Linked DNA regions of Homo sapiens: regions 1, 2 and 4 are each linked to region 3. A link is a loop called in an ENCODE intact Hi-C map of the cell type or tissue named here. Cell type or tissue: natural killer cell. All regions are shown on one strand. Each heading gives the region's core, and the rest is flanking DNA. Links, peaks and the distances in the headings are about the cores only. Region 1 has its middle 96 kb from the start of SLC9A9-AS1. Region 2 overlaps SLC9A9 (solute carrier family 9 member A9). Region 3 has its middle 51 kb from the start of CHST2. Region 4 has its middle 110 kb from the start of SLC9A9-AS1.

Region 1 (8,158 bases), core at 1,710-6,709, 76 kb before region 3:
AAATGCACAATAACATTTTGTCTTTTGTTACTGAAAGCCCTTGTGTATTAGTCCATTTCCATGCTGCTGATAAAGACATACCCGAGACTGGCAAGAAAAAAGAGGTTTAATTGGACTTACAGTTCCACATGGCTGGGGATACCTCAGAATCATGGCGGGAGGCACGAGGCACTTCTTACATGGCAGCAGCAAGAGAAAATAAGAAAGAAGCAAAAGCAGAAACCCCTGATAAACCCATCAGATTTCATAAGACTTATTCACTACCACAAGAATAGCATGGGAAAGACCGGTCCCTGTGATTCAATTACCTCCCCCTGAGTCCCTCCAACAACACATGGGAATTCTGGGAGATACAATTCCTGTTAAGATTTGGGTGGGGACAGAGCCAAACCATATTACCTTGCTACAGAAAAGGCTTTGTTTTGTTTTGTTTTTGAGACAGAGTCTCACTCTGTTGCCCAGGCCAGAGTACAGTGGCAAGATCTCGGCTGCCTGCAACCTCCACCTCCCTGCAACCTTCTTCTGCCTCAGCCTCCCAAGTAGCTGGGACTACAGGCATGTACCACCACACCTGGCTAATTTTTGTATTTTTAGTAGAGATGGGGTTTCACCATATTGGCCAGGCGGGTCTTGAACTCCTGACCTTTGGTGATCTGCCCACCTTGGCCTCCCAAAGTGCTGGGATTACAGGCGTGAAGAAAAGGCTTTCCATTTTGAAGATGATTGCCCTGTGCTGGTGAGACAGACCAGGAAAGATGCGTTGGGAACATCCTGACAAAATACTATTAGGGTGGCCAGGAAGGTCTTTGCTGGGCAAATGAAAATGTGTTTCCACACCCTGCTTTAGTCAGAGAGAACCTCAGTGTTCACCAATATTTATTGACTAAATAAAGGTCAAGAGGTATATTTAATAAGTGCCTACAATATGCCAGGCACTGTTCCTGCCCACATAAAGATTACATTCTAGCAGAAGATGACAGACTTTAACAATGATGTAGCTAAGTGATATGGTTTTGCTCTGTGTTCCCACCCAAATTTCATCTCGAATTATAATCCCCATATGTCAAGGGAAGGACCTGGTGGGAGGTGACTGAATCATGGGGGCAGTTTTCCCCATGCTGGTTTCATGACAGTGAGTTCTCAGGAAATCTGATAATTTAAAAGTGTGAAGGGGCAGGGGTCTCATCCCATCCCACCCCACCCGCTGCCATTCCTGCGGCCATGGCAAGACACACTTGCTTTGCCTTCGCCTTCCACCGTGATTGTCAGTTTCCTGCAGCCCCCCAGCCATGCTTCCTGTTAAGCCTGCAGAACCATGAGCTAACTAAACCTCTTTTCTTCATAAATTACCCAGTCTCCAGTAGTTCTTTATAGCAGTGTGAAAACAGACTAATAAAGTAAGTTATATGGTATATTACCAAGTGATAGCACCACAGTGGGGTTGGGGGGATAGAGCAGTGTAAGAAAATATAGGATGGGAAGTAGGATGGATGTTAGTATTTGAAACAAGACAATCAGTTTAGACCTCTATGAGAAGATGGCATTTGAGCAAAGACTTAAAGATGAGAGAATGAACCATGGAGATGTGTCTGGACTTGTCTGGAACATTCAAGGACAGCAAGGAAAGAGCATGGCCAGAGCAGAGCATGCAGTGCGGAGAGCTGTGAAGGATGAGGTCAGAGTGGAAGCCAGTAGGGGGAAGGGGCAGTTCAGGTAGGTTCTGGTAAAGTCCTTGCTTTTATTCATAGTGAAGTGAGAACCAATTTCAGCCAATCACGGGGGGCAATAAGTAAATGAAAAATATGACTAAAAGGCTCATTCCGGCTGCTGCATGAAAACAGACTCCAGAGTTCGTAATAGAAATAAGGTATCTGGGTCAACTACATAACAATTACCAAATCTCAGCAACACGAACAGTAAGAATTTATTTAGCTCATGTGTCTGTGTGTCACTTGGAGTTCTGTGATCTAGGCTGGGTCCCCTGAGGCCATCTCAATGGGGACGAGTGCTCCTCTTCCCTGCTCCATCTCTCAGCCTCCTTGGGACCAGAAGGCTACAACAGAAATTTTCTTTTCATGGGAATCATTGGCTTGTAGATGGCATCTTAAGCCATGATCTTGATTTAACATTAAAGTTGCTTATCACACAAAATCGTGGCCCCTGAGTGTAGAGTTTTTCAGCATGCCATGTGAAGATCTTCTGGGCATTGACTCACCAAAATGATCTAAATGTCAAGGGGAAAGGGGCTCACAGTTTAAGCGGGTGATAAGACATAACTTTATACTTCATGACACTGGATGCCAAGAGGTCATTTTTTTAAAAGCTAATTATTTCGACTGCATTGCTCACGTTACATACAACAGTTTACATTCGGTGTCCTGAACCTATCACTTCAAGAGCTGAGATACCATATTTTTAACGTCGGGGATAAGACATCTGGAGTTTTGAAAAACAAATTTCAGACAACTCCATCCCTGGAAGTGGCTATTCTCTAAAACTATTTTCTTGTCTTCTGAGAGAGAGAAATATATGGTTTATTAATGAGCATATTTCAAAGCCACATCTAAATGTTATGATAGAACTGGAAGAAAAGTTATAAATACAACCAAAGAATAAATGAGGGATCCATTCACCATTACCTTCCTTGTTGAAACATCCAGATTTCTACAGTAGGACAGTCAGGGCTGGTGGGCACCAAGACTATAGAAAGTCCTCTAGAATCTGGAGGTCATGCACTTTTCAGATACTCAGAACAATCTGACAGGGCCATCCTCCATGTCCCTTCATTACCAAAGATATAATTACGACTTAAGATTTTCAAATTTAGGGAAGTATAAACTAGGAATAGCAATGGACCAGATAGAAAAACTCATCTGTGGCTCTCACTCTCCACCAAACAGGGCATGGACATATCGGTGAAAGATCATCAACTGTATCATGTTTCTTACTGGCACAACACTATTATGGTTTGCATTTTAAATGCAGTTTCAATTTTACGATGAAGTAGTAGTGAATCCTTTTTTCCTTGATAATAGTGGTCTACAGGCATACCAAATTCCTGGTAGGTAGCTCATATAGCGCTAACATTGAGAAACACATGCCAGGAAGCTACAAGCAAATCCAATTCATTCTCTCACCTACCACAAGTCACGTTATACTAAGTACCTTTAACAGATAGCCTAGGAAGAAGTACAGGCAGCTTTCCACTTGAAGGTAAAAAAAAAATACTCCTAATAATTTTCAGTCCACAACACTCAACTGTGCCAATAAGCCAAGCTAGCTATAAGAAAGATGAAACAAGTACGGCCATAAAAACAGTGACCCTTCTACATTAAAAAGGAAAAAAAAATACAACTCCATTTAGCAGCTCAATTAAGATGACCTCTAGTCATCACACTTGTTACAATGACAGCTCCTCCCTCTAACACTAGCTAGATTTGGCTTTCTCTGGTGGCCTGGAAATGACAGGGGAATTATTAGCTCTTTCTCTCCAGGCGTCAGCATTTCACAAGCACTTACGGTGGCTTTAACCTCAAAAGAGTTCCTGCTCTGCGGGGTAAACTTTCCTCTATGGTATGTAATTAGCCCATTGATGCATCTCCCATGCTGGGCTGATATTCTGGAGGGCAGCATTAGCAGGTCAAGTTCAAGTGCTGAAGGCAGGTAGCATAGCTGCATAAGATTGCAGAGAGCTCTCTGTGGGGAGAGGGGTAGGCCTGAGGGTCTCTGAATAAATATTGATTCCCTGGGAGACAGGACAACAGTTTAAACCATATGGAATGTAACCAAAGTATGCATGCATGCGTGCACGCACGCACACACACACACACACACACACACACACACACAAATAGGTGTGTGCCGGCCTAACTGTTCCTCCTCTGGGACACAGGTGGTTCCTCTTCCACCATTCATAGGAATTCTGAACCAGGTATGGGAAGAGCTGGTCATGGGCAGAAGCAAGAAGGAGCAAAGAGGGAGACCAGAAGCTGTAATACACGGGCAGCCCCTGAGGGACACTTGGCAAAAAGAAAATTATTGCTTCAACATCATTTTCCATTAAACACAATTACAAGAAAGAAGTCACAACCAACTATAGCTGAAATAGCAACTGATTGGAGTAAAGAACATGGGTATGAGGTCAAGCAGAACTCAGTGCAAGCATGGAAGATAGACGCTGGTACTCATTGTCAGTTGAGTTGTACCAGAACGTTCAGATCGTATTTCTCATATAGGTTTGTGAGAAACGTGAGGATTTTGCACTGCCACAGAACAGAGAATCACAACTTGAGTTTCTCAAGTTTTGAAGCTGAGTTTGATTCTGACACTATCTAATTTCAACACTTAGAATCCCTCCTCATTCAGGAATTTGGGGAAAAAGTGAAACATGAAACATGTTTTCTCTGTCCCCCACCCCGCCCCCCCATTCTTGCTAGGCTGATGGGTGGTTTTCCTGTTAGGAGAGTAGGCATCGCCCCCAATGGGGACCATCACCACACATGTGCATAAAACATGGCAATGACTGTGGTACCCAGAAAACACTCAGAAATGAATTTTCCCTCTGAGACACCACCAGCAACACCCATGCATAATGCATGAGTTCAGCCATCGGTGGAAATAAACCAAAAGATTGTAAACGTGTGACTGAAAAGATTGGGAATGTTGAAAACTCCAATCAAGGGGGCCAGGGTGTAATTTCAGAGAAACAAAACTCAAATGTGATTGTAATTTAGCAAAATAAATCTGAATCAATTTCACTGTACCCAGTTTAAGAACAGACTCTGGAACACAAAGGGGAGCGGGTAGCCTGGAACACAAAGAGGGAAGCCCAAAGAGCCCACAGTCAGCAGGGCCTGTCCAGCTCCATAACACCAAGGACGTCTATTCCGCCATGGTGCAGGACTGAACCATCAGGCCACTCAGAGGCCACTGCATGTGAGGAGGAGGAACCCTGTGGCCGTTCTGGAACTCCCACCCCTGCAGCACCCAGAGCAGCTCTCCCTTGATAACTCCCACATACAGGTCTTCACTAAACATTTCATTTTTTAAAAAAGAGTGCCTCCATCTGAAAACAGCTGTCCTGAGTTAAATATCTCTAAGACTGTCTTCTATATTACTACTTCCCTTTGCCCTGACTTCATAGCTACTAAGAAACCTTCCAATAATTCTTCTTCCCCTACTAAAGAGAAGAAGGCTCCCAAACGGCAAGTATTCATGTTAGTCACTTGCATTAAATATGTCCAATTGTAGACATAAAATGCAGCATAATCAGTCTCTTCTGAGTTTAATTGGCTCCAATACCCAAGTCACATTCCAAGTCAAGTCACCCTCCTGTCCGGCTGAGGCAGCCCTCTGATAAATTTGTCCCCCCTTCAAGACACTCAGTGACCCATTGGCTATCCTTCTATGGATATCTTCACATTGCAACATGTAAGTGTGAATTAAATGGTTAACGTTGAATTCATCAACTGATGAGAACCCTTCTGTCACAGTAAAACCCAGTGAACAAGCAAGTGGACAGTTTTTACCTGCACCTGCTGTGGTCGGGGAAGTGGTGACTAGCACAACTCAAGTAGCAAAAGGAGAGTAAAGGCCTTGTAAGTAAAGGGAAGGATTTCTGAGGATGCACGCAAACCAAAAGTTATTATCTCCCTCCTTAGAGCCAGAGAGAAGCATGAGGTCCATCCACCTGAAACAAGGGGAGTTAGCTGTATGTCTTCACAAATGTGTAATTAAAACACTGTGCGGCAGGTGGTTGCAGAAGGCATTTGCTGGAGGAAAAAAATTCCTCCAGCACCTAAGCTTTGGTCTGAAACATTGTTTCAGTTTCCTATGGCTACTGTAACAAATTACTACAAGGTAATAAACTTGTGTTGTGTACTTAAACAACACAAGTTTATTACCTTGTGTGCTGTGTACTTAAACAACACAAGTTTATTACCTTACAGTGCTAGGAGTCAGAAGTCCAAAATCAGTCTCACTGACCTAAAGCCCAGGTGTAGGCAAGCTGGTTCCTTCCCGAGGATCTGAGGGAAGAGTCTGTTTCCTTGCCTTTATCTGCTTCTGGAGGCTAGCTGCATTCCTTGGCGCAGAATCTTTTCCTCGCATCATTCCAACCTCTTGCGTCCGTCATCACGTTTCCTGCTACTAACTGGGATCACCTGATCCCTGCTCTATACGGACTCCGTGGTTACATTGGACCCACCTGGATGCTCAGCCTAATAGTCCCATCTCAATAGCCTTAATCACACTCGCAAAGTGCCTTTCAGTGTGTAAGGTAACATATTCACAGGCTCCAGGGATTTAGATGTGGCTATCTTTGGGAGCCATTATTCAGCCCACCACAAGTGTCACAGCCATGGGTGGGAACAGGAGTAAATCACACAACTGAAATACAGTTGCTAATCCTTAAAGGCTGAGCTCTGAGTGGCTGCATTCTCAAAGACAAGAGAAGTCTTTGTAATTTAGATACCAACTCTGCCTCAGGAAGAAGATACACATGTGAAGTGGGCTGGCCTGGGTTAGTGTGGCACTCAGGTCACCACAGGACATTCACATGGACCAACACAATTCCCAGGACTGGCACGATGTAAGGAGAGAATACTAATAGGGCCCAACAGACACCTCCCAATCCCGGCCAACTTGACATTTTAATGAGTAATTGACACCAGATTCTCAAATATAAAGAGCACCTAGCATGTTTAGGATCTGTGTGGCTTTATTTTACAATATATAAACTGGAATGAAAGCTGTGTTGTTCTACACGGTGTTCTTAATTATTTCTTCTTCTTGTTTTTATAGAGTTCTGGGTAGAGAATTCCTTTAGATCTTGTTTGGCAAGTAACCTGACCAAAGGTCCTAACTGAAGCTGGTGGTCAGCATACCGAGGTCCAAGGTGGCACTGAGGGTCAACGCCACACATGACAGTCCTGTTGACTGTGCCTCCCGTTCCGAAGTCAGGCATGCTGAGAGGCCCTCATTAGCCTGAATATCTCTCCAGCCACACCTGTCACAAGACTGTAAGTCAAAATCTGTTTCATATCAAGCTTGGCTTCCAAATGAGGTCTCTTTGAATACAGACTTGTCCTCTTTGGCCGCATGGCCATGAACAACTTACCTAACTCTTCTGAACATTAGTTTCATCACCTATAAAATATAGATAATAATCTATATTTTAAAATATATCTATAGTATATCTTGCAGATTATTATGATTGTAATGGATAAAGTAGAATTATAAATAATGTTGGAGCATAGCATTCAGTGAATAGTAGCTATTGTTATTGATATGTTTTTCTGACCTGTGAAAATGGGACAATGATATACACAAGATTGTTGTAAGAACTGAGTGAGATACCTTATGTTAAGCACCTGACACAGTATCTGACACTTAGAAGATGCTCGTAAGGATTCATTCCCAATCCCCTCTTTCCCTGCATCCTCACAATTACTCTGTTGAGGTTATCAAAAAGGGAGAACCATCGGCTCCAGGAAACTGCTGTCAAAATCAACCTTTCACCTGAGACAACCCTCCACCCCACCCTATACCTCTCCTGCCGGTTCAGAGGCATAGACTCATTTTTCAGATTATCTCAACGTGTACCCCTGCCCTTAGCCTGCCCCTAAGGAGACAGGGAAAACTGTTTCCAATGGGACAGGACACTAAGGTGTGCAAGAAGGTATATACTAGGGGCCTCTTATTGAAAGATCCTATGAGTGACAGAAACACAGCTTCATCAAGCTTAACAAGAAAAAGGTGGAGTGAGAGATTTGTTGACTCACATAACAGAAAAATCCGGTAAGCATATCTGGTAAATATGACTGGATCCAGGTATTTAAAAGATGTCAAGAATTGTCTTGCTCCATCTCTTTGCTTTCCTCTGTTCTCTTTCTCTTTGTCAAGAAGCAATCCGCCTCAGGGTGGTCCCTGATCACCAGCTTAGCACAGAGAGAGTCTCTTTCTCAATAGTTCCAACAAGATCTGTAGGCCAAAGTTCACTGAACCATTTTGAAACAGGTAACCATCCCTAGACCAGTCACTTAGCCAAAGGAATGTAGCATGCTTTAGCCAGGCCAAGGAACGTGCGCACCCTTGGAGCTCAGATATATATGTTGAGGGGAAGAGGAAGTAGTATCAGCTCCCGCTTGAATTCCATGGA
Region 2 (8,158 bases), core at 1,484-6,483, 110 kb before region 3:
AAAGTCCACCACTCAGTTTTGGACTAGTCCCTGCTGCCTCCCCTGCCAAAGCATTTGCAATCTAACTCTCTGTAGTCACACACACTGTGTAGTCCTCAAGTCAACTCATCCCAAAGAGTTGGGACCCTGAGGGAAGGCAGTGCTAGTATGTGCTCTCCGTCTTCTGTGGTGCTCCCTGTCTCCACTTTGGTGCTACAGATGTGGCCAATTCTGTGGGAGAATGATTTTTAAACTGTATGTGACTACCCATAATGGGTCATGGAATCATTTAGGTAACTCAGAACCAGCATTTTTTTTAATGAAATAGAATACTGTATTAGAATAGGTTAGACTACACTGTGGTAAACATTTCTAAACTCTTAGTGGCTCATCAAGCAAAGTTTTATTTTCTCTCAAAGGCTGCTAAGGATGTGGTGATTCTCTAGGGCAAATGTCCTCCATGTAGCAACTTAGTGATGCAAACAGCTCTGATCTGTGGCTTTACCACCTTCACCGGAGGCCTCCCTGGGTCACTGTAACAGGGAGAGGGTCAGCCTGCTGGCTTCCTGTGTTTCAGTGTAGAAGTGATGCTATCCCTTTATAACCATAGCACATTGGCCAGAATTAGTCCTAGAGCCGCACCTACTTCAGGCACCTGAAAGAAGAGAGCTGGATATTGGCAGATACTAGCTAGCAATGTCCAGTATAAACAGAGTAGAAGACAAATGGAATGGAACAGAATATATCTAAGTGCATCACAGAAGGATTTTAGAGTTATATGTGTGTGGTTGAGAAAATGTTGAGGCATGTACTAAGTAACAATTGTAAAATGTATTTCTGGCTAGGCGCGGTAGCTCATGCCTGTAATTCTAGCACTTTGGGAGGCCAAGGCAGGCAGGTCACCTGAGGTCAGGAGTTCGAGACCAGCCTGTCCAACATAGTGAAACCCTGTCTCTACTAAAAAAATACAAAAATTAGCTGGGCATGGCAGCGGGAGCCTGTAATTCTAGCTACTGGGGAGGCTGAGGCAGGAGAATCGCTTGAACTTGGGGGCAGAGGTTGCAGTGAGCCAAGATGGCACCACTGCACTCGCCAGCCTGGGCAAAATCAAGTGAAACTCCACCTCAAAAAAAAAAAAAAAAAAAAAAATGTAGTTCTAGGTAGAGGCCAGATGTTTTAAAAAGGCTTCAAAGGGACTACATCTGAGGAAAAAAGTATGTCTAGGAGGAGAAGAGATTTGTGACATGTGACCCTATAAAGACAAAGGGCTCTCCTTGTGTCTGCTCAAAGAAAATAAGTTTCTGAAGTCTCCTGAACAGTCTTCATTCCATAGCTCAAAAATAACCCAGTGTTACATACCTGGATTCGTATAACAAACTCAATGGGTTACAGTCAACATTGCTGGGGTGGGAAGTGTGTGTGTATTCATTTTGTTCCCTAAAAGAGCTGCAGGGCATGCATTCTAACGAATTTGCTAAATGGCCAGGAGTCCATAGAGTTTGGGAAAGTTAGAAGGTGGCCTCAAGAACACCCAGGGACCGGAGAAACAAACATAAGAAAGGGGAGTTCTAGGCAGGCCCTGGTGACTCATGCCTATAATCCCAGCACCTTGGGAGGCTAAGGCGGGAGAATTGCTTGAGCACAGGAGTTCGAGACCAGCCTGGGCAACATGACAAAACCCTGTCCCTACAAAAAAAATTAAAAATTCACTGGGTATCATGGCACATGCCTGTAGTCCCAGCTACTCGAGAGGCTGAGGGGGGAGGATTGCTTGAGCTCAGGAGGTCGAGGCTGCAGTGAGCCATGATTGTCACTGGACTCCAGCCTAGTGACAGAGCAAGACCCTGTTTTTTTTCTTAAATAAAAACAAAGGCTGCTCTAAGGTGACATTAAAAATCTAATGCCCCATATATACCATGAAATACTACGCAGCCATAAAAAAGGATGAGTTCATGTCCTTTGCAGGGACATGGATGAAGCTGAACAGCATCATTCTCAGCAAACTAACATAGGAACAGAAAACCAAACACCGCATGTTCTCACTCATAAGTGGGAGCTGAACAATGGGAACACATGGACCCAGGGAGGGGAACATCACACACTGGGGCCCGTTGAGTGGTGGGGGATTTAGGGGAGGGATAGCATTAGGAGAAATACCTAATGTAGATAACGGGTTGATGGATGCAGCAAACCACCATGGCACGTGTATACCTATGTAGCCTGCACATTCTGCACATGAATCCCAGAACTTAAAGTGTAATAAAAAAATTTAAAAATCTGATGCCCAACATGAAGACACCCACCTTCTAAGTAAACACCTCACTTGTGTGGAAACATGGGTCATTCCTATGGCAGGACCCTAATTGTGTAAGTTCTCACTTGAAATCTTGCTGTGAAACTGTGACATCAGTCATGAAACAATGAGCAGTGCCTCCCTGGTACCTCTATGTGGGGCACTGCTCTGAGAAGAGAAGCAAACCTTCAGGGAAAAACTTGGCAATATTTTTCCTAGGGCTCCAGAAGCCAGAAGAAGAATGTTATGAACACTGCAGGGCATGTGGAAGGTGTTATATTAGTAAATTGACTTGGGATGGTTGAAATATATCTCTGAAACCTGTAACTCAAGGGACACAGTGAAAAAAATGTTAGCTAACGTTTATAGAATGCTTATTATGTGCCCAGAACTGTGCTAGAAAGTATATCTTCTCCTGTATGAGGCCACTCCTGTTAGTTAGTTCCATTTTTTGTGGTCAAAGAGCTCAGGAAGTTTGCCTACTTGTAGATAATAAGTACAGAGCTATGCTTCAAACTCAGCTTGTCTTTTAACTGCTACAATTAAAAAAAATACAGAAAACTTGGGATTACTTAGAAGTAGCAAGGTGTTCTGAGCTGAACTGTTTCTTCCAACAAAGGCATGTTGAAGTCCTAACCCCCAGTACCTCAAATGCAACCTTATTTGCAAATAGGTTCACTTATATATGTAGTTAAGACAAGGTCGTGCTGGAACAGGGCGGGCCCCTAAGCTGACATCACTGGTTTGCTTGTAAGAAGGTGATCATGTCAAGACATAGAACACCCTGTGAAGACAGAAATAGAGATTGGAGCGATGCGTCTACCAGCCAGGGAACACCAAGGATTGCTGGCCTCAGAGCCTTCAGAAATATTGGATTTAGCCTCTAGAACTGAGACAATAAATTTGCAGTTTTAAGTCACTCAGTTTGTGTACTTTGTTATGGCAGCCCTATGAAACTAATAGACAAAATAATTACAATCTCCAAATAATTACCAAACCAGATCTAACACAGCATCTAGCATCTCCTTAGTAATGAGAAAAATCTAGGCATAAAGCTTTGAAGACTTTGGCTCAAACTGAGCAGCAGTCACAGCAGCTAGACCCCCAGCCCTTTGCGTTTTGTGTTTGCCGTCTTCCTCCCCGTGTAAGCACTGAAGGTAGTTTCCTCTTTGACTTAGTGCTCTGAGAATCCGAACCTGTGGGGCCTACACTGCAGTTGCTGGTGCAGACATAATGGTTCCTATCTTTTCAGAGGCAGGAGATGATTATGCATCTCCCTGGGATCCTTGCCCATGAGTTCATGTCCTCTGCACGGACATGGATGAAGCTGGATACCATCATTCTCAGGCACACACTCCATTTTGGGAGCCAAGCGGGGGACCCAGCCCCAGGGAGTATGGGATGAGCTGCCACCCTTATCTTAAGTGTGAGCTCTGGGGTAGCTAGCTAAAACTCTAGTGCTTATAGGACTACATCCAGTCAGTGTTGGGAGCAGAAATCAAGTGGAAATTTTTCCCCAAACCAGAGAGAAGACTTGGAACGGAGGAGCACAGTTGCTTCTCAGAGTTCATTTCTCCAACAAATTGTCAGGGAAGTGACCTTCAAAGGCCTGTTGTCAAAGTCACCACAAGCTAACAGAGGGCATCTAGGTCTGGTGGCACTTCCTCTAACCAGAAAGCCACTAAAAGCCAAGGCTCACTCTATGCAAGTGGCAGCAGCATTCTTCGCCAGAAATGTTTTCTTTCAAAACAACTTGAGCCAAATGTAACACTATCCATATGGCACAAATGGATTTTATCTGTATCTGGTAGGTGGCAAAGATCCCTGGAAATCTTTTGATCTGTGTGTCCAAAGGGAAAAGTTATAAAGACCTAATAGTGGTAAAATTTATATTGTTACCATGGCACTATGCAGTTCATAGATGCAACACTTCCCAACTCAGAGCCTTTCAAGAGACCAGATACCATTCTGCTCCAGTGGTTTTCAGAGCATTGTTGAAATGCAGATTACTAGGTCCTGCCCAAGGATATTAGCTTCAAGGCCCCAGGAATGGTATTTAACAAGCACAAGAGGAAATTCTGATGCAGCTGGTCGGGAGACTACACTTAGGGAAACACTGGGTTTCGACTTTCTTCTGTATTAAGATCCAAGGATATAGATCAGATGAACTCTCAGGTTTCCTCCAGCCTCATGATTCCAATATGGCCCCTTGTTTATCTTGTGTCCATCTGCCCTACTTAAGCTGGTTGCTTTGGTATCCTAGAACCACTTTCTTTCCTTTAACTTTTCCAACCAACTCCACTGCCCTTTCTCTGTCCCTTGATTGCCTGGCTGGCTCTGAGGAGCCAAGTAGAGTTATCTTAACATTTGATAGGTAGATGCTATAGATATCATTGCTAAAACCAACTCCCAATACCACTAAGATACTAAGCATACCACTTTATCAGCCTTTAATCTGCCCTCATTATTAATACTTAATCATCCCTGACCAGAGTTTCCTAACTCAGGTCTCTAGGGGTTTATGGATGGGTTTCAAGGCATCTGAAAACTCTCTGAAATGTCATGTGAAATTGTATGCAAATAACATGCATGTAGGCAGTTTTTTTGGAGGTTTTTTTTTTTAGACAAAACTCTACAGCCAGGGAAGGTTAAGAACCATGGTTTCAGATATCATCTGACTCATATAGGAGTTGTGATATAGGTTGTTCATTTTGATAATTCTAAGCTACATTGTTTGACTCATGGACAGTTCCTAGTCAGCTTAAGAAGCCCCTACAGAAAACAATATCAAAATCTACCTAGATCATGTTTCTCCTATTCCTTGGTAATATGCTAGACACTTTACTAATCAACAAAGATAGAAGATCAGATAAAATGCAATTCCTAGAAGATGGCACTGACATCACAAGCATAATCTTTCAATCCCTCCAAATCCCTACATAGAAACAGGCAGAACAATTAAATAACAAAACCAAAAACCCAGAGACACATTTACAGCAAATCTAAAATTACAAGTGGGCAGAGACAAACCACCAATACCACAAGTATATGCAGCAGGAAAAAGGAAGCAATGGAGTAGCATCGGATGGACCTGAAGATTAGTCAACGGTATTCCCTGAAAAGTATAGTTGGAATGTTTTTGAAAACATCCTTAGAACTGGAGTTGGGCTATCACATTCTCTAACAGTAGTAACTAGATGGTCTCAGTAAGGTAGACAGAGGCTGGAGTCGTCAAGGCCCCTGAGAGCTTTCAAAATGGATCCACATGGGCTCCCTCCTAGGACAGGGCCCTATACTGAGGAGAAACTGCCTGGAGGAATTAGAATTGAGCAGGATAGGGTCAGTAGAGACAAGGGAAAGACAGACTAGGTCTAGATCAGCTGGGGAGGGAAACAGCAGGAAAGCTCATCATGCAAACCGCCATATTTCACACTGTGAAAAAACAACCGAAGAGAGAACTCTGAAGCTTAGAAAGTTTTCTAAATCCTGCCTCATTCTCTTAGGAAAATGAATTTCACGTAAAAGTGAATAATAGAAACGAATAGAGGTCAGTTCCTATAACAGAGCTATTATAAGAAAAATGAGGGTGTGGAATAGAATAATGTTCCTACAAACAATGAAAACATGCCGGAAAGACATGCTCATAAAACAAATCAAAATTATAACATATTACATCAAACAAGTTAAGAGACTAAGAAAATGATACAAGACATGAAAGAATTAGAAAAACAAACTCTAGAAATAGAAAAAGTCATTTAATAAATCAAGTCTAAATTAGAAGGAATAGGAAAGTGAATAAACACAATTGATATCTTAAGAGAAATACCAGGTGAAGGGGAAGAAAAAAATCAGAAATAAAAATAATTCAAGAGAAAGTGACACATATTGAAGATTAAGAAATTGAACATCTAGAGAATAGGAGTCCCTAAAGAAGAAACGCAAAGCAAGGAAATAGAATGCTCCTAAAAACGAGCTTGAAATAACACCCTTGGAACTATACATTGAAAGAGCACACAATGTACCTGAGACATCAACCTAGAACAACCGACATTAGATAAGTTTTAACAAAATTAATGAACTTTAAAGAAAAAGTCCTTTGGGCATCTTGGGGGCAGGGGGAAGCATGTGATTTGTGGTAGAAAGAAAGTTTCCACAAGTTCATTAAACTTTTCAGGAACAACTTTGCATGTCAAAAGAAATAAAATACATTTAATGTGCTCAAAGTATAAGCCAATGCTTTTATTTCCAGCAAAATGACTTTCAAAATAGGCACGAACTATTATCAACATACAAGACCTCAGAATATTGTTCCCATGAACCCTTGCTGAGAACTCTACTGAAGAACAAGCTTCAGACAATCAAAGTGACTAGAGAGAAATTGACAAAAGGCCTGGAGGTAGGCATGAGATCAGTAGTCACCTGATCATTTAGCTAGGACTAAATGATAGTTAAGAGGGAAACAATATAGACTGTAATGGCTATATGTCCAGACAATATAAATATATGACAACCATCTATAGTTATACTGCAGGAGTTTTGTAAATGGGAGGTCAGAATGCAAGGATATGGCAAAAATATTTTAATGTTTTAGGTAATTGTTATGGTAGCATTATCAGTATTATTCTGAGATGGTTGTGTCTGTGATCTAGGAGAAAGCAAATGAATCATTGTGGAATATTCTCATTTGATTCTTTGTGTCCTTGAAAAACAGAAATATTTGAATTGGAAATATCCATAAGAACTCATGAGATCTATAACCAGTGGCATGGTGAAGCCAGTTCACACCAACAGTTTGTACACTTTTTTCAACTCCAGAGTCAGTAACTTTGTGTCAGTAGCTTGAAATTAGCCGTAGTGGGAGTATTTATACACCATGGAAATTGGGAAATGCTACAAATCCAGCCTTTCTTCCCCAACAGAGAGTCAATTGTTAAACCATTTGCCAGCACCCCACAGTATGTAGCAATCTTTAGTGTCCAGATCTTAGTAAGAATAGAAGGGAATAGAAAAGCCATCTGTTTACAGATTTCTTGATCTGTAAAATGGGATTATAGTACCCAATTACAAGTGTAAAGAGAAAATAAGACATATGGAAATGCTATATCAATGAAAGGGTGTAGGGTACAGTATTCCTGAATGGAGATATGGAGATAAATGTGCTTTCCTTCTTCACACAGCTGTGTGCTGACAAGCATTTTACCCTTATAACAAGACCATTTATCAAGTCTATAAACACTTGCAAATGCTCCCAGTGGGCAAAAAGTCTTCTTCCACAAGCTGAGATATGATCATTTGTTAATCCACTCCCAAGTATAACATTGAGTATTCATTTTGTTGAGTCAAGTATCTATCCCAGCCCTTAGACAAGATGCAACAACTGGCAGAGACCATTATATATGTCTGGGTTCAGAGACAAATGGGATTATGGCTTACCTTATACCTGTCCTCACCCTAAAAATGATGGCTTATGGACATAGGGAGACAAAAAGAACATTGTCTACTATTTAAGATTTGAATCTCATATGGGAGGGCAATACTCCAGAGAATTCCAAATTCACTTGATCAGTCACCTGGGATGATTGCTGAAAATTCAGTGTCTTCGTTTACTTCCCAGATCTGCTGAATCAGAATCTCCAAGAGAGGTCTTTAAAATCTGAATTTTTAACAAACGTTCTAGATGATTTTCATGATGAGGCAAGTTCAGAGAAAAATAGAACACAGCTCCACAGGGTTCTAAAAGTAAAGATTTTTAAAGAGGGCCCAAGATAAGTGATGTCTTAGTCTACTTGGGCTGCCATAACAAAATACCATAGCTTGGGTGGTTTAAACAAGAGAAATTTTCTCAGTTTTGGAGGCTGGAAGAATAGAGTGGTCAGGTCTTGGTGA
Region 3 (8,158 bases), core at 1,507-6,506:
CCCTTAAGGAGCCTCTTCTTTGCAGTCTCTTGAACTATGTGAATTGGATTGGTTTTTGCTAAGACCTTAACTGATAACAGAGCTCTGATAAAAATACAACAATTTTATGTAAATCCTAATTCTTCTCATTTTTAAACAAAAATAGGATATTTGCCTATACATATATAGTCTCAGAGGTTAAAAAAAGAAGCTTATGTTAAAATTTTTAATTTAGAATCCCACAAATTTAATCCACTTTAGCAAACTCCCTGGTCCCTCACCTTTGCTCCTCTCTCTGCCTGGAAATTCCCTAGATCTCCTCATGGCTGACTTTTTCTTGTCATTCAGACCTCAAAGTAATGGTTACCCATTTAGAGAAGGCTTTAAGTAGCCACCCACCTTCTCCCTCAGCATTTGAATTTAATCCTGTACACAACACCTTTTACTATTTGATATTCTTGCTATTTGTTTGTTTGTGTGCCCTGTCCCATGCTGGGACATGCGCCCTATGACAGCTGAGACTTTGTCCATCTTCTTCACTGCTCTGTCCTCAGCACTTGGCAACTACTTGGCAACATAGTAGGTGCTCAAAACCTATGTTGAGTGAATTAATGAATGAGTTGGCATTTTACAAGAGATAAATGAAATAAATTACTGTCCTTGTTCTCACAGAACTCACAAATGAAAGAAATTTATAGTAGAAGAAAGCATCATAATAGAAGAACACACAGACTCCCACATCTAGCCATGGCAAACTACTTTATGGCAGTGCAAACATCCCAGTGAACAAACCACAAAGGTGTGATAAAATGGAAAACAAACAAACAAAAACAAAAACAACCTGTTTTGAAGACATTGGAAACTCAAGGAAGCCAGGATTTTCAGGGCCAGGAGTCCAGAGTGAAGAGAAACTCACTGAGGTGAGCCCAAATCACTACTTTTCTCTTCAGAGCATTTTCTGATTCATATGCAGCATGTGTGGAAGGACTGAGAAGCCAAGTAGAAAGCAGCTGCTAAGAAGCAAAAAAAAAAAAAAAAAAAAAAGCAGAACAGAACTTTCACCACCTAACAGGGCTAGGAGTCCAGGGCCAGCAAGACAATCAGAACTTAAAGGGTCAAGATCCAGGAGAGAAAGGAAGCAGAAAGAAATGAGCCCAACCATGTGGGCAAACATTTTTCCCCTTGAGGCATTTACTGATTGATAAGAAGCACCTATAGAGAGGCATATAGTGGCTTCTGAGACTATAAGAAACTGGGCAGGACTATCAGCAGTGTTACAGTGCTGGAATAGTTTTTAAGTTTTCCCTGGAAAAAGAAAGTATCATTCATAATCTCTGCTATTTTATATATATATTTGGCATTCGATAAAATGTTAACAAACATATCAAGAGATATGACCAAGAAATTTTTTAAAAGATTATAGAAATAGACTCTCTAGAAATCCAAGGAGTTATATAAATACCTTAAAATCCTATGATTGATAAGCTGATAAAAATAGATAAGATTGAAAAAAAGTAACCAGAAAATTAGAATCTACAAAAAAGAAATCAAATGAAAAATCTAAACTGATATTACAAACTAAGAACTCAATAAATAGACTTAACAGAAGATTAGACACAGCTGGAAAAGGGACTAGCAATTTGGAAGATAAAACAATGGAAATTACTCAGAATGAAGCACAGAGAAAAAAGATAGAAAAAAATATAGGAGACCTATGGCACCTAGTAGAAAAATTTAACATATATGGAATTAGAGTCCAAAAGAGGAGGGAAAGACAGGAGGCAAAGCAATATGTGATAATGACCAAGAATTTTTCAAAGCTGACAAAAAAACGTCAAGCCACAGATTCAAGAAGCCCTTCAATCCCCATGAAGATAAACAGAAAGAAAAACGTGCCAACACACATCATGGAAATCTGCTGGAAACCAAATACAAAGAGAAAAAACTTAAAGATAAATACAAAATAATGTTTGCTTCAGAGAACTGGATAAAGATTCACAAAGAAGGCAACAATTCATTTATTCAACAAGAATTCACTGGGCACTTAATAAGCATCTATCACCAACTTGAGTCTTTAAAGAAACAAAGATATAAATTGCATTATCTCTGTTGTCTAGCAGTTCAAGTTTCATGTGTAAGAGAGATAGAAATGTAAACAAATTCTGCATAAAGCCTGCCAAAACGGATTTTTTTTTAACTGCAAAGGAAGAATGACGCTTGGAGCAGGCAGGTGTGAGGGGGCACAGAGAAGCTGCAGAATATTTGCATGTTGTCTTGCTAAAGTTTCTAGGCATTAAACAACCCAAGCAACAGCACAAAGGAATGAAATTGGACATCTCATCGAGCAATCGTGAGTTGTCTCTTGGGGTTCAGCATGGGGAGATGACAGGGAGTTGCAGAAAATGAGGCTGAAGAGTAAAGTTGGAAACAGATTCAGTAGGCAGTTGGGACTTACCACAAGTTTTTTCAGTAGGAAAGGGACATCACCAAGTCATTCTTTAGGAAGAGCACTCTGGGGCAACTTCAAGGGTACTCTTGAGAGGAAATCGATAGCAGCCCATGAGACCAACTAGACAGCTACTTGTCATGGTCCAGGCAAGCAAGAGAGAGTACGGCCTGAACTAGGGCAACAAAAATAGAAGTGACTACATGAGAGGGTATTCTCTAGACATTTCAAAGCCAGAATCAACAGGACTTAGCAGCCATTGCTTGTAGGAGACAGAAAAATAAGTCCAAGTTGACTTGGGTGTGTGGAGGATGTCACAATGATGTTAACACAAGGATAATATCATGAGGCTTGTTGCGTTAGAAACATCAATAGAACATTTCTGAAATGTCCATCAGGGAGCTGGAAAGTCCAGTTTAGAGCCCAGATGCAAAATTAGGAGCTGATACCAAGCTGTGAGGGCAAAGGAGAGAATGAGGCAGCCTGTGGCCTGGCAGAGCAAGAACTGAATAAAGACCAGTGACCCTGAAGTTAACACATCTCAGGAAATACAGATTATCCCAACAAAATAGTCTTAGGTTACTCATTCTGAGACTTGTGAAAATATTTTAATTAAAAAGAAATCATTAGGATGCGCATTACACAGGAAAACTGTTTGAGAAACAGATCTATTACCCTTTGTATTTTATGTTGTCCTGAAGCCTTTTGCTAAGCTGCATCCCAATTTTTTCTGCTTATACAGCAGAAACACTAATGATATGAGCTGTAGTTAAAAAGCACTTTCCAAGTCTGCTACTTGAAAACTTCAGTATGAATAATGTCAGAGGCATGGGGGAGGTGGTTAAAGGCTATGTCTCTGCTGTGTTTTTAAAATAATGCACATCAAATAAAGAAGAAACACCACTTAAAACTGAGATTAAATTTCCATTACATTAACCAATTACTTTGATTTAAGTATCTATGTATATATACACATATACATACACTGTCTGTATGTGCCAAGTGGGAAATTTTTTCTCTGTTATCAGTCAATTCCTCTCATTTCACTTATGATATATGGATAAGAACCTAACTTTGTCAGAGATTAGGAGCATTTTTGCAGCCCCACATTACTGCAGAATACTAAAGTTCAGGTCAAGAATAACAGACTTCCTTCTGCTGCAGAAATTTTCTCACAGAGCTACACCGGATGCAATTTGAACTTTTGTGTTTCTTAACTACTTGTGGTTTATTTCTTTAAGTCAGTTGATCTTGCTTCAAGTCCCTGAGGCCACTAGAGAGAGGCAGCTTGTTAAGATTTGTGCATCTGATCTTTGAAGATGACTCCCCAGATTCCTTTCCTACACCCCTAAAAACCAGCACCCAATAGTATCTACTCTATCGTGGGCCTAATTAGAGAGCAAAACAATTAACAGTTACTGAGTTCCTCCTCTGTGTTCAGCACTGCTTCATGTAACAAGAAGCAAAGAAGCCGTGGAAGAGATTTAAGTAAATGGAAGACAGAAGTTATATTTTTAAAGAAACTAACCAAAAATAGCAAGACACTATCATTGAGGGCTAAACTGAGCAGCATCCAGTATTAAATGCTGTAGGATCTTCTACAAAGGAGAGACTTGAGTGGACTGTGTGAATCTGGAAGGCTCTGTGAAGGAGGGAGAATTTAACCCTGGAAACACTAGTGGGTCTCTTTTACCCCTTTGCTCTGGGTGTAGCATTTATGTTACATTTTGGCACCCAGCCAAGGAAGAACGTTATACCACAGACCTGGTATTAGACACAGTTGAATTCTTTGAAAATTCAAGCCTTCTTCATCACACTTTGTAGTAAGAGGTCAAAGCTACAGTTTCTCTCACTGCCAAGCCCTCATCTGTGCTGCCTGTTCCAATATTACACACACACACACATACACACACACATACACAGCTGCCTGAACTTGTATAGAGGTAAAGCAGGGAGAAGGATTCTCTTTCCCCAAAGTCTGTAGCCTTATGTGAAGAGGGATAGTGCAGCTGATTCCAGGCCAATCTCAGGCCACATGGCGGCATCATGGAAGCTGGTCTGCAGAGCCCCTAGTTCCTCACCTCTGCCAACAGCCTCCTTTCATCCTCATTTACCTCCCTCTGGAATGTTTTCTCAGTAAGTTCAGATATCATGGGTTGTCACTCACCACGTTTATTAAGCACCTACAAAGCACAAAGTACTCTGCATGGAGTAGAATCTGTGAACCCAATGAACAAGGGAAGGAACTGCCAAGAAGTATACAATCTATAGGGGGACCTGACCGAAAATTCTAAGGCTGGCAGTATGCTAGAATTGTACACAGACAAAGCTATAGGATGGTGTAAAGCTTAAACCTACAGGCATCAGAATTTTTTTAAAAAGCCTTGTGGTTTATGAAGGTCTGCGGGGCAGGAAGAAGGAGGCAAGCGTTCATCAGCCAGTTCCTGAACACACGAGACTTGTGAGGGAGGACCTCGTGGGTCAGCAGCAGGGAGGCCCTCACAACTCTCAGGGAAGATCTCATGAGATTCAATATGAGAGGGAAAGGTGAACGTTAGACCTAAAAATAAAAAATAGGTGAAGGGGTTGTTGATAACATATATTTGAAAGAAGTCCCAGAGTTTGTCCAGTAAAACCTTCCTGAGCTGTCGTATTGCTAAATTCCACCTCTCTTTTTCCAACTCCTGATATGTAATGTCATCTTATCAAGACAGGGGCTGGTTTCTGCATTAAGGATATTAAGGGAGGAAAAAAATCAGTTGGGAGGCTCAAGGAAGATAGCCTCAGAAGATGGTAGGAGATGGCCTCAGAACCCAGCCCAGTGAGTAGACTCTTCTAAGGTGGCACTGGGGAGAAAGGCATGATGGTAATAGATGGGGAGAGTGAGCTGCATGTTCCAGAGAGCACATGGACTCCAGAAGAGCTGGATACATTGACGTCTGGGGCAGCATGGAGAAATTAGGAGGAGACCAGTGAGAAGACAGTGGGGCCAGTTCCCAGAAGGCCCTGCCTGCCAGGCTACATGGTGCAGAGTGGATTACATAGATACCGGGGAGCCAGCAATGTTTCTGAGCAGGGGTAGAGACTAGATCCCATCAAACAACCCCACAAAGTCACTGACTGATACAGCCTCTGTGACTATTTCAATACACATGGAAATATTTATATTTCAAATGAAAACTTCCTAAAAGCAAAACGTCTCTGCTAATGCAGTGAGAGAGGTGTCAAATGAGAGAATAAGGGACATTTCTAGGGACAGGGGCTTCCATCCACTCCTCAGACCACTCCTTGAACACCAAGATGGCATTTCTTGAGGCTCATTGAGGGGATGTGAAGAAGGTATAGCCCAAAGGTTCTCAGCCCATTTTCCTCTAAGACACCCAGCACAGATGAGGGACCCCGACAGAATGTACTCCACGGTGCACCCAGGGTCATGAGGACAACCAGCTTATTGGGTGGTCTGAGTCAGTCAGGGTTCATTATTTTCTCCCAGCCACTGCCTTCAGACCTGCTCTGTCACATTTCCCTTCTCTGCCCATGGACACAACTTCACAAATCCCAAAACATTCCAGTCACCGTCAGTTCAACAAACAAGCTCATTCTGATCATCAAGACTCACTTTCAGGCCCAGTCCAGTCTGAATCAAAATATCCATCCCATGGATCCATCCCATGGGATTCAATACTCAGCCTTCTCACCCTCAACACCCAACCCATCCCACCCAGCCTTGCCCTGACCCACATGGAGATGGAGAGTGGTCTGCACTTCCACTGCCCCTTTACAGCATCTCCACCTTCAGCCGTCCCTCCTCCAGGTTAGAGCAGGGAAAAGGATAATGGTGCAAAGTGGGCACACAAGCTTCCTGACTGGTGCTCTTACAACCCAGTTTGGTGGCCTCGGGAAGCTCCCACACTAGGCTCAGGAGGAAGAACCAAACCCTTCTCCCCCAGAGTGTATGATTCATTTCCTTGATCATGCCCCTTGAATCTTTATCTTCTCTTTGCACAAGTTGGAGGTATTTGTTGAGCTAAAGATCACAGTGCTGGTTTGGTCACCTCTTAGATGTTACAGGGACCTATCAAGCAGCAATTCCCTAGGAGCTTCTTATCCAATCATTATTGGCTTTGGGGCTTTAACTGAATATTTCAAGATAGCAAAAGTGTCATTCAACATCTGTTATGTACACAGATTACCACCCACTACTTATAATAAACCATTTCTCTCCCTTTCATTCATAAAATCATGTCAAATGCAAGTCAAAGAGAATGAAATTATTATACAGAAATCTGAATCTGCTCTAATTTATGTTTTAAAATATATTATTCACAAACTTGGATGCTTGAAGCATGACTAATAACAAGTTTCTTTTGACACACCTCAAAAGCGATGCTTTGCTACATATATGGAGCCCTTCCTTTGCTCAGGGAATTATAATCATATGCCAGTGTGACTAACTGGAATAATGGAAGAGAGGTCCATTTATAGGTATATATAAGTTCTAGGATGTCAGTATTAAGCAACAGTGTGTATTACTAAATCTCATATCATGTGGGCAGGGAAGAAATCTGGCTCATTGCACCTGACATCCCTGATTCACTTCTCTGACTGAGGCAGGAAGGAAAACAATGGAGAAAAAGACAGTGGGAAAAGGCAACAGCAAAGAGCATGTGGCATGGGAGTGGCACCAGTGGCTTCACACGTGCAACCCCACAGCACACTTTGTAGCATTTTCCAGCCACGGTCCTCGGGTTGTGAATACCTTTGGTCTCCATGGCCCCCTGTGTGGTGACCAGCATTATGGGCATTGTCTGAAAGTCGGCCTCAAATTCACTAGCGCTTGAACACAAATACCCATCTTCACCCCTTGGTCTCTTGAAGATTAGGGTCTTAATCTTCACAGTAAATTATTAGAAGATTGGGGCAGCTGCAATATACATTAACCTGTGCTTCTGCAAGCCAGGGAGGTTGACGGAGGGTCACCAATTTTTGTCAATTTCCTGGACTCCTCTCGATTACAGTCATGTGTTGCTTAATGATGGGGATATATTCTGAGAAATGCAGCATTAAGCTATTTCATCACTGGGCAAACATCATAGAGTGTACTTATACAAGCCTAGATGGTAGAGCCTACTGCACACCTAGGCTATACCATATAGCCTATTGCTCCTGAGCTACAAATCTGCACAGCATGTTACTGTGCCGAATACTGTAGGCAACTGTAACACAATGGTGTTTGTGTATCTAACCATATCTAAACATAGAAAAGACACAGTAGAAATACAGTGTAAAAGATTAAAAATGGTGCACACCTGTGTAGGGCAGAGTGGAGCTTACAGGACTGAAAGTTGCTCTGAGTGGATCAGTGAAGGAGTGGTGAGTGAATGTGAAGACCTAGGACACGGCTGTACACTACTGTAGACTTTAGAAACACTGTACACTTGGGCTACATGAAATTTATAAAAAACACTTTTCCTTCTTCAATAACAAGTTAACCTTAGCTTACTGTAAATTTTTTGTTTTATAAACTTTTCCATTTTTTTAACTTTTTTACTCTTTTGTAATAACACTTAGCTTAAAACACAAACACATTGTACAGCTGTACAAAGATGTTTTCTTTCTTTATATCCTGATTCTATAGGTTTTTTCTACTTCAAATTTATTTATTTTTTTTACTTTTTAAACTTTTTTGTTAAAAACTAAGACAAACATACCCATGATCCTAGGCCTACAGAG
Region 4 (8,158 bases), core at 1,348-6,347, 66 kb before region 3:
GTGTAAAAACCCACAAGTTTTCAAAGAGTACCCCAGATCTACAGATGTATTTGTGTGTTGTCAAAATTTCTTTTTTGTTACAGAGAAACAGGAAATAATAATAAAACTGAAGTGGAGGAGATGGTATTAACTATTGCAAAGCCACTTGACAATGAAAACTAGCACATAAAAACTAAACAATAGGCCAGGTGCAGTGGCTCACACCTGTAATCCCAACACTTTGGGAGGCCGAGGCGGGTGGATCACAAGGTCAAGAGGTCGACAGCATCCTGGCCAACATGTTGAAACCCTGTCTCTACTAAAAATACAAAAATTAGCTGGGCATGGTGGCACGTCCCTGTAGCGCCAGCTACTCGGGAGGCTGAGGCAGGAGAATCACTTTAACCCGGGAGGCGGAGGTTGCAGTGAGCCGAGATCACACCATTGCACTCCAGCCTGGTGACAGAGTAAGACTCCGTCTAGGGAAAAAAAAAAAAAACTAAACAATAATATACAGTGAGAAAGACTAGAGTCAAGGTTGATATACCAATGCATCTTGGCATTTATTCTTTGAGAGTCTTCAGTACTCCTAAGACAAGTAGCTGAGAAGGTGGACTTAAACTCTTTTTTTTTTTTTTTCCTGTGAGATGGAGTTTCACTCTTGTTGCCCAGGCTGTAGTGCAGTAGCGCGATCTCGGTTTACGGCAACCTCCACCTCCAGGGTTCAAGTGATTCTCCTGCCTCAGCCTCCCAAGTAGGTGAGATTACAGGCACCTGCCATCACGCCTGGCTAATTTTTTTTTTTTTTTTTTGTATTTTTAGTAGAGATAGGGTTTCACCATGTTGACCAGGTTGGTCTTGAACTCCTGACCTCAAGTGATCCGCCTGCCTCAGCCTCCCAAAGTGCTGGGATTACAGGCGTGAGCCACTGCACCCGGCGGACTTAAACTATTTATGTGAGCTCCATTGTCAGAAGGACAGAACCTGGGAAGCAAGCTGGTTAATTCCTTCTAGGCCTAAGGACCTAGCCCTAGTGGGCAATGTAATTTTGATTCTAAGGAGTATAATGAGCAACTGGGGTGCTCTTCATGTGCAGGTAACTGAGATGGAGCAAAGGCAATTCATTTCATAATTTAAAGACCCCTGTGTCAAGTATCAATGTACAGACATTGTACCTTAGAAGACAATCTAACTCTTAGACTTAGTCCCATCAAAACAATGATTAACATCTTATGCCCTCCTTCCTTCCTTCTTCCGTTCATTCTTTCAGGAAACAAATATTTCTTTTCTATTGTGTGCCAGACTGAAGAAAAGTATGATGGATACAGAGCTTAAAAAAACCAACAAATTCCCTTCATTCCAGCAGTATGGTAAGAGTTGTGATTAAGGAATGCCTAGAATGCAATGAGAGGGAAACCTAACACAGATGTGAGGGTCAGGAAAGGCTGTACACAAGTTATCAACTGAGCCGAACACTGAAGAAATGAATACCATCCCCCCAAAAATTGGGAAAGTGCATTCTAAAGGGAAGCATTTATACAATATTAAGGGATGTCCTTTGATCGGGAAGAGCTTCCAAGCATTCCAATATGGCTGCAGTATGAAGAATTTAAAATGAGAGATGGGCGAAGCTAAAGGGGCGGACCAAATCAGGAAGGGTTTTGCAGGCCTATTACAGAGCTCAGATTTTAGGCTGAAGGTAATGTGGTGCCACTGGAGGTCTGAAGCATCGTGATGAATAGAGCCACGGAATGAGGGATGGATTGGAAGATGGAGAAAATGGAAATGAGAGGCCAGTTAAAAATGTTCATTACAGGCCAGGCGCGGTGGCTCACGCCTGTAATCCCAGCACTTTGGGAGGCCGAGGCGGGCGGATCCCGAGGTCTGGAGATCGAGACCATCCTGGCTATCACGGTGAAACCCCGTCTCTACTAAAAATACAAAAAATTAGCCGGGCATGGTGGTGGGCACCTGTAGTCCCAGCTACTGGGGAAGCTGGGGCAGGAGAATGGCGTGAACCCAGGAGGCGGAGCTTGCAGAGAGCCGAGATCGCACCACTGCAGTCCAGCCTGGGCAACAGAGCGAGACTCCGTCTCAAAAAACAAAAAAAAATGTTCATTACAGCAAAACTGTAATCAAGGAAATCGAGGGTCTCCAAGACAGGAGTGAGGAGGGTAGAGCAGAGGGGCAGGGGACACTCAGAGGGACACGGCACATGGAGACTCAGTGGAAGGGGGACTGGGCAAGGCCCAAGTTCTGCCTTAAATGACTGGTAAGTGATGGAAAAAGAGAAACCTCAGAGGAAAAGCACATCTGGGGCAAGATCAGTGAGTCTCATTTTAGTATTAGTTGTAAGCTGGGTTTCATCAGCAAGTGAATTTGTCCATCTGGGGCTGGGAAGAGAAGCATCTACAGGCTGGAGGTAGATGCAACTGCCCATGGAAGGCATGTTTATGGGATGGAAACATGGTCAAGGCCAGAATCCTCTTTCTGGGAATATATGGGTTGACAGTGATGAAATGTCTAAAGCCTAATAAGGAACTTAAAGCCCAGCAAACATTTCAATGTGCCAGTGCTGGCTAGCATTTATTAAACATTTTTCAGGTGCCAGGCAGTGCATGGCTGTGCATGAGCAATCCTCATTTAATCCTCAAAAAAAGGTTGGGGGAGGCTTCCTCCATTATTATCCCCATTTTTCAGGTAAGTAAAACTGAGATTTATAGAACTTAACAAACTAGACCAAAGTGATGCATTAACTGGCCTAAAGTGAAGGAGCCAGGTTTTAAACTTCATTTTATCACTCAGCAGAGTACAAAATCTTAACTAATGTGTGGTGGTTCAATACCACATAGTACTTGCAAAAAACAATTTTTCTTTTTCTCTGTTCTTTGCCAAGAAAAGTGGTATAATTTTAAAAATCAAACTTTAAAATAACAAACTTAATGATTTGAGGGCTAGGAGAAACAAGAAAAAAGACATGGTTCACTAAGATCACATCAGAAACTGCCTTGGCCACAGCCTGCCTGTGTTGTGGGGCGAGGGGAAAGGACAACGTGGAGAACAGATGTCAGTCAGTACAATTCTTCCTTTCTAGATGTGACAAGCGCAAGATGATATTTTAGTCTACTTCATGCCACATGGGAAAGACTCATGCAGAATGGGTGGTCCAGGGACCAAGATGCCAAAGAACAATAAACTTTAAAGGCAGGGTGGAACTTTGCCAAAAGGGCTTATTTTCTTCAGCGAATCACCAAAAAAGAAAGTGCCTTTTCAATTCCTCGACATCAGACAAGATGGTTCTCACATGTTTTTTCCTTTTCTTTTTTTTTTTTTTTTTTTTTTTCCTGGAAATCTGTATCTCAGCAGGGAGGTCTGGGCTTGGGCCTGGTTTTGTTTTCCACGGCTTGCGGTGTTCAGACACAGGCTCAGCAGGAGCCTGACCTCATCTCAGAAAGGGGGTCCTTGAGGGCAACCGTGCTGATGCAGCCTTCCACAGAATCCCACAAAGGATTTGTGTTTTCCTCCTTCATTTCACATGGCTGACTGGAGCCAATCAGCTCATGGAGCCAATCAGCTCAGGAATTGTTTTTTTTATTTTTTTTAAGGTGAGTGTTTTTCTTCTCTTCACTAAACACAAGACTGACCAATATTTCTGTTTGTGTGGGCTTATTTTCTCATTCTCTGTGTATATGTATGTCTCATTTTCTCTCTCACTCTCCCACACACATACACACGAACACACACTCCTTCCTTTCTAGCACAATCTTATTGCCTTGATGAAGAGTGCAGTGAAGCTGAAAACAAATGCAGGAAGTGACAGAGACACAAGCATGTGTCCAATTAGCAATAAGAAAATTATAAGCACTGGTGGTGACCACTCATGTTGAACAACCAGCTCAGCAAAGAGCCTTGCTCCATGTCTCGCTGATCTAATTAGAACCACTCATGCCACGAGTGACCTGCCTTCTGCGTTTTCCACATGCTGCAGTGCTCATGCTCTCTCAGGCGTTAATGAGGGACATGGAGCCATCGATAGTTTTCATTAAGCCACAGACTCGCAAGCTTGTCAGATGTACCATGTTTTATCAATTCTACCACAAGCTTCTCTGCCCACATTTTAACATCTTTAAAATCACAATATGCCTCAGAATCAAGGCAATCATGGTATGGTTGTCATTGCGTCTGAGTGGCAAACTTGGTCACCGCTGTTCATATTGTCATAGTTTCAACTGAGTTAAATATGTGGTTGCGAAATGGGTGTTGGGGTTCAGTGATGTTTAAAAGTTCCTCAAAATGTTCTCCTACATGTTGGCATTCAAACAATGAGCTATTGTGTATGCAGAAAGACGAACAGGGCTGGGAGGTAAATTTTACATTTGTGAGGCAAATTGTTGTTATTATAGGAACAAATGCAATTTCATACTTTCTCACAAAGCAACAACAAATGGTTTCATAACACCTAATAAAACAAAAAATCCACAAAAAATGAAGCAGTTACATTTGCTCCACATCGAGCAATGCAACGGAAAGTAAGAGTAATAGCCAGGTCTCTCACAAGAGAGGAAAGAAATTTCCAAGCAGTAAGGGGCCAGTATTCCAGACTCAAGAGTCATGCAACTACTGTTAAGACATTATGTCAGAATTTAAAATAACTTTTTAATCTTAGAGGTTCATAAAGTAGTAGTACATCTAGATAGTTTCTTAGGTTTGACAAAATGTAGTATGACCACAACTTTCACACCCAGGAAAACACATAACTCCCTTCAAAGTACTTGAGAATTTTAAAAGGGTGGCTCTCATTTCATGAGACAGTAGCCACTTGCTAACTTTGAGAGAGAGCTAGCTTCCGAGCACCAAAAGGCATGACCACCCTGTAGCAGATGTGGTTGGTTGCCATCCCCCACCCTGTTTTTCTTGCTAACAGAACTTTGAATTGATTCAAGGCTTAGGGGTCTTGTGCTTCAGAGGAGACTTGGCCTTTCTCAGAGGATCTTCATGAATTGATCCCATCATGGTGATCTCAATCTCTTCTCTTTCCCACTGGTTTTTTAGAAGTGGGCCTGTAACCTAGTTCTGAGCAATAAGATGAGAAGGGATGAGAGTGAGAGGGTGGGGAAGATTTCTGGGATCTTTAAAAAAAAGAAAAAAAGATGCATGAGAAGAAACCTCTTTTCTACAGACTCTGGGCTTGGTGATGCCTGGAGCTACGTTAGCCAACTTGAAACTATGAGGGAGCCTACCTGAAGACAAGTCACATACTAAAGATGGCAGAGAAGGAAAAGAGGGGGGAACTGGGTCCTTGATGACATCACTGAGCCACTTTTTAACCAAGCCTAAAGCCTTAGCTTCTCGTTATGGGAGACACTAAGCATCTTTATTGTTCAGCCCATTGTTAGTAATTGAGTTTTGTGTTGCTAGCACCCAAAGACCCGTAATTGATACAGTCCCATGTCCCCACTAATGCCATGAAGCCACCTTCTCATCTAGACTTTGTGAAACTTCCACTTGGGATGAATGAATAGAATATGGACATTAAAATAAAGAATATGAAAGCATGGTCAACTCTCAACTGAGCTGGACAGTCAACATCTACTAGAGTTTGTTCAACTCTATGGACCTCACATTTCTTGAGGGATGAGGGAGTCACATATTAAAAAAAACATTGACAAAATACAGCTGGAACCTGTCCAAAAGAACAATCTGGTATTCGTAATTTTATTGAATACATTTGTTGAATAAATTGCCAGAATGATAAAGTAACATCAAAATCATGTGAGAAAGAGAGGGTTGAAAATATTTTATCTCATGGGAAAAAGAACTTTTGTTTGGGATAGGGGAGCAGAGTCTCTTCCAGGAATTGAAGGAGCAGCCTGTACAAGAGGGATGACATTGTTTCTGAATGACTCCAACAGATAAAACTAGAATACAGTCTTGTATTACAGTAATGGCAAAAACCACAATTACTTTTACACCAACCTAGTAATTCATACATTCTATCAACAAAGTTTTACTGACCTAACAGTCAGAACCTGCCCTCATGAAACCAATAATCTGGTGGGGCAGATGGAAGACAAGCAAACAAGCAAATGAATTCTTACAAACTATAATGTGTACAGGAAATAAAATAAGGTGCTGTAAGAGAGAAGAGGGAAGGAATTCTAAAGTAAATCACACAATAAGAAAGGACATTTCTAGGCTGGGCGCGGTGGCTCACGCCTGTAATCCCAGCACTTTGGGAGGCCAAGGTGGGCAGATCACCTGAGCCCAGGAGTTTGAGACCAGCCTGGCCAACATGGTGAAACCCCATCTCTACTAAAAATACAAAAATTAGCCAGGCGTGGTGGCGGGCACCTGTAATCCTAGTTACTCAGGAGGCTGAGGCAGGAGAATTGCTTGAACCCAGGAGGCGGAGGTTGCAGTGAGCCAAAATCGCACCACTGCACTCCAGCCTGGGTGACAAGAGTGAGACTCCGTCTCAAAAAAAAAAAAGAAAAAAGAAAAGAAAAAGAAATGACATTTCTGAGACAGTTATATTTCAACCGAGACCTAAACAATGAAAAGATGCTATTCAGAGAGCAGGGAGGAGGACATTTCAGGGGACGTAACAGCATGTAAAAAGGCCCTGAGGTAGAAAGAACCTGGCCTTAGAATCAAGGCAATTATGGTATGGTTGTCATTGCCTCTGAGCGGCAAATGTGGTCACTGCTGTTTATATTGCCATCCTTTCAACTCAGTTAAGTATGTGTTTGCAACAACAGGTATTGAGGTTCAATGAAATTTATAAGATCCTAAAAATATTGTTCTATATACTGGCAATCAAACAATGAACTATCGTGTATGCGGAAAGACACCCTAAAACAGGACTGGGGTGGAAATTTGACATTTGACATTTGGGCCACACTAAAGCAGCCAGAGTGTGTGGCTGAATGAGGACATGGAGGAAAAGAAAGAACAGGAAAATGGTGAGGGGGCCCACATAGTAGAGAGCTTTAAGCTATCTAAAAGTTTGAATTTTATTTTAAATACAAAGGAAAGCCATGCCATTAAAAGTCTCTAAAAAGTCGAATAATATAATTCAAATTAAATTTTTAAAAGATCACTGGCTGTGGTCTGAAAATTAGTTCTTTGGGGGATGTCACCACTGTTCCGGAAACTGCAGTGGTGGCAGTAGAGATGGAGAAAAATGGACACTTTCGTGACATATTTTTTAGTTATAATATAGGACTTGCCGACAGGGGCAGGGAGGATGAGTGAAAGCAAGAAATCAAGGGTGATTCCCTAATCTCTGGTTGAAACAAATTGGGAGAAGGTGGTACCATTTATCAAGATAAAGAAGAAGGCTGAATGAAAAGGTCTGGGAGTATGGAGAATGGAGTATTCCATTTTAGATATGTTAATTTAAGATGCTTGTGAAATAGCCAAATGGAGGAGTCCAGATGGCAGTTGGATATATGAGTCTAGAGCTCAGAAGAGTGTACTGAAAAGGACCTACAAACTTGGGATCCATTAACTTATGGATGCTATTTAAACACATGGATTTTAAAAATGGGTGAATTCATATAAGGCAAGAGTATGTAAGAAAAAGATGGTTTAACACCAAGCTCTGTGGAACCGAGAGACTGGGTAGAGGTGGGATGTTAGCCAAAGACAGTTAAAAAAAAGGGAAGAAAAAGAAGAAAGAAAGAAAGAACAGCAAAGAGAAAAAACAGAAGTGCATGCTATCATGGAAGTCAACCAGATGTTTCAAGGAGTGGTCTGTCAGCTACAGCAAAATCATTTGAAAGATAAGTAAATTGATGACAGAGTAAAGTAACATTGGACATATAAACTAGAGGTTGCTGGTAGCCTTGACAAGAGCTGTTTCAATATAGTGGTACAGACAAGACTAGAGGGGAGAAGGCTGACCAGTGATTGAGTGGCAAGAAAGTAGAGAAGGCTTATGGAGACAACTCTTTCATGACATTGGCTCTGAGGCTCAGGAGATGCGAGGAGAAAATAACAATAACAACAAGCAGAAAAGTTGCCACTTATTTTCTACTATCAGCCACCAAATTGTCTCCAATCCTTACAACAACTCTAGGTAGTAGATATTATCATCTCTGGTTTACAGAAAGTCAGTGAAGTTAAGAACCATGCCTAAAATTATGCAGTGTATTCATTTTCTCTGCTGTGTAACAAA

The links. Peaks named below come from ENCODE experiments on the same cell type or tissue, not always from the same donor. Only the 100,000 strongest peaks of a DNase experiment are listed, where the experiment ranks them.
Region 1: a loop joins it to region 3, with 4 times the contacts of the local background. A loop is called at or near these places in 1 of 110 quality-filtered maps.
Region 2: it touches region 3 in a loop (2.7-fold over the local background); 1 of 110 quality-filtered maps calls a loop at or near these places.
Region 4: a loop joins it to region 3, with 3 times the contacts of the local background. A loop is called at or near these places in 1 of 110 quality-filtered maps.

The regions. Positions count from the first base shown.
Region 1 is chr3:143,242,662-143,250,819 of GRCh38, reverse strand. No RefSeq gene overlaps it. Among named protein-coding and RNA genes, the nearest start is that of SLC9A9-AS1, 96 kb to the left of the region's middle. In natural killer cell, for the core only: no CTCF peak of the experiment used is centred there; no DNase peak of the experiment used is centred there; H3K27ac peaks cover 2,036 bases.
Region 2 is chr3:143,273,513-143,281,670 of GRCh38, reverse strand. All of the region lies in intron 14 of SLC9A9 (solute carrier family 9 member A9), which reads left to right. Among named protein-coding and RNA genes, the nearest start is that of SLC9A9-AS1, 65 kb to the left of the region's middle. In natural killer cell, for the core only: no CTCF peak of the experiment used is centred there; no DNase peak of the experiment used is centred there; H3K27ac peaks cover 492 bases.
Region 3 is chr3:143,166,926-143,175,083 of GRCh38, reverse strand. No RefSeq gene overlaps it. Among named protein-coding and RNA genes, the nearest start is that of CHST2, 51 kb to the right of the region's middle. RefSeq lists an enhancer at 3,768-3,907. In natural killer cell, for the core only: no CTCF peak of the experiment used is centred there; DNase peaks (open chromatin) are centred at 3,673, 4,163 and 4,843; H3K27ac peaks cover 4,701 bases.
Region 4 is chr3:143,232,440-143,240,597 of GRCh38, reverse strand. No RefSeq gene overlaps it. Among named protein-coding and RNA genes, the nearest start is that of SLC9A9-AS1, 110 kb to the left of the region's middle. In natural killer cell, for the core only: no CTCF peak of the experiment used is centred there; no DNase peak of the experiment used is centred there; H3K27ac peaks cover 3,742 bases.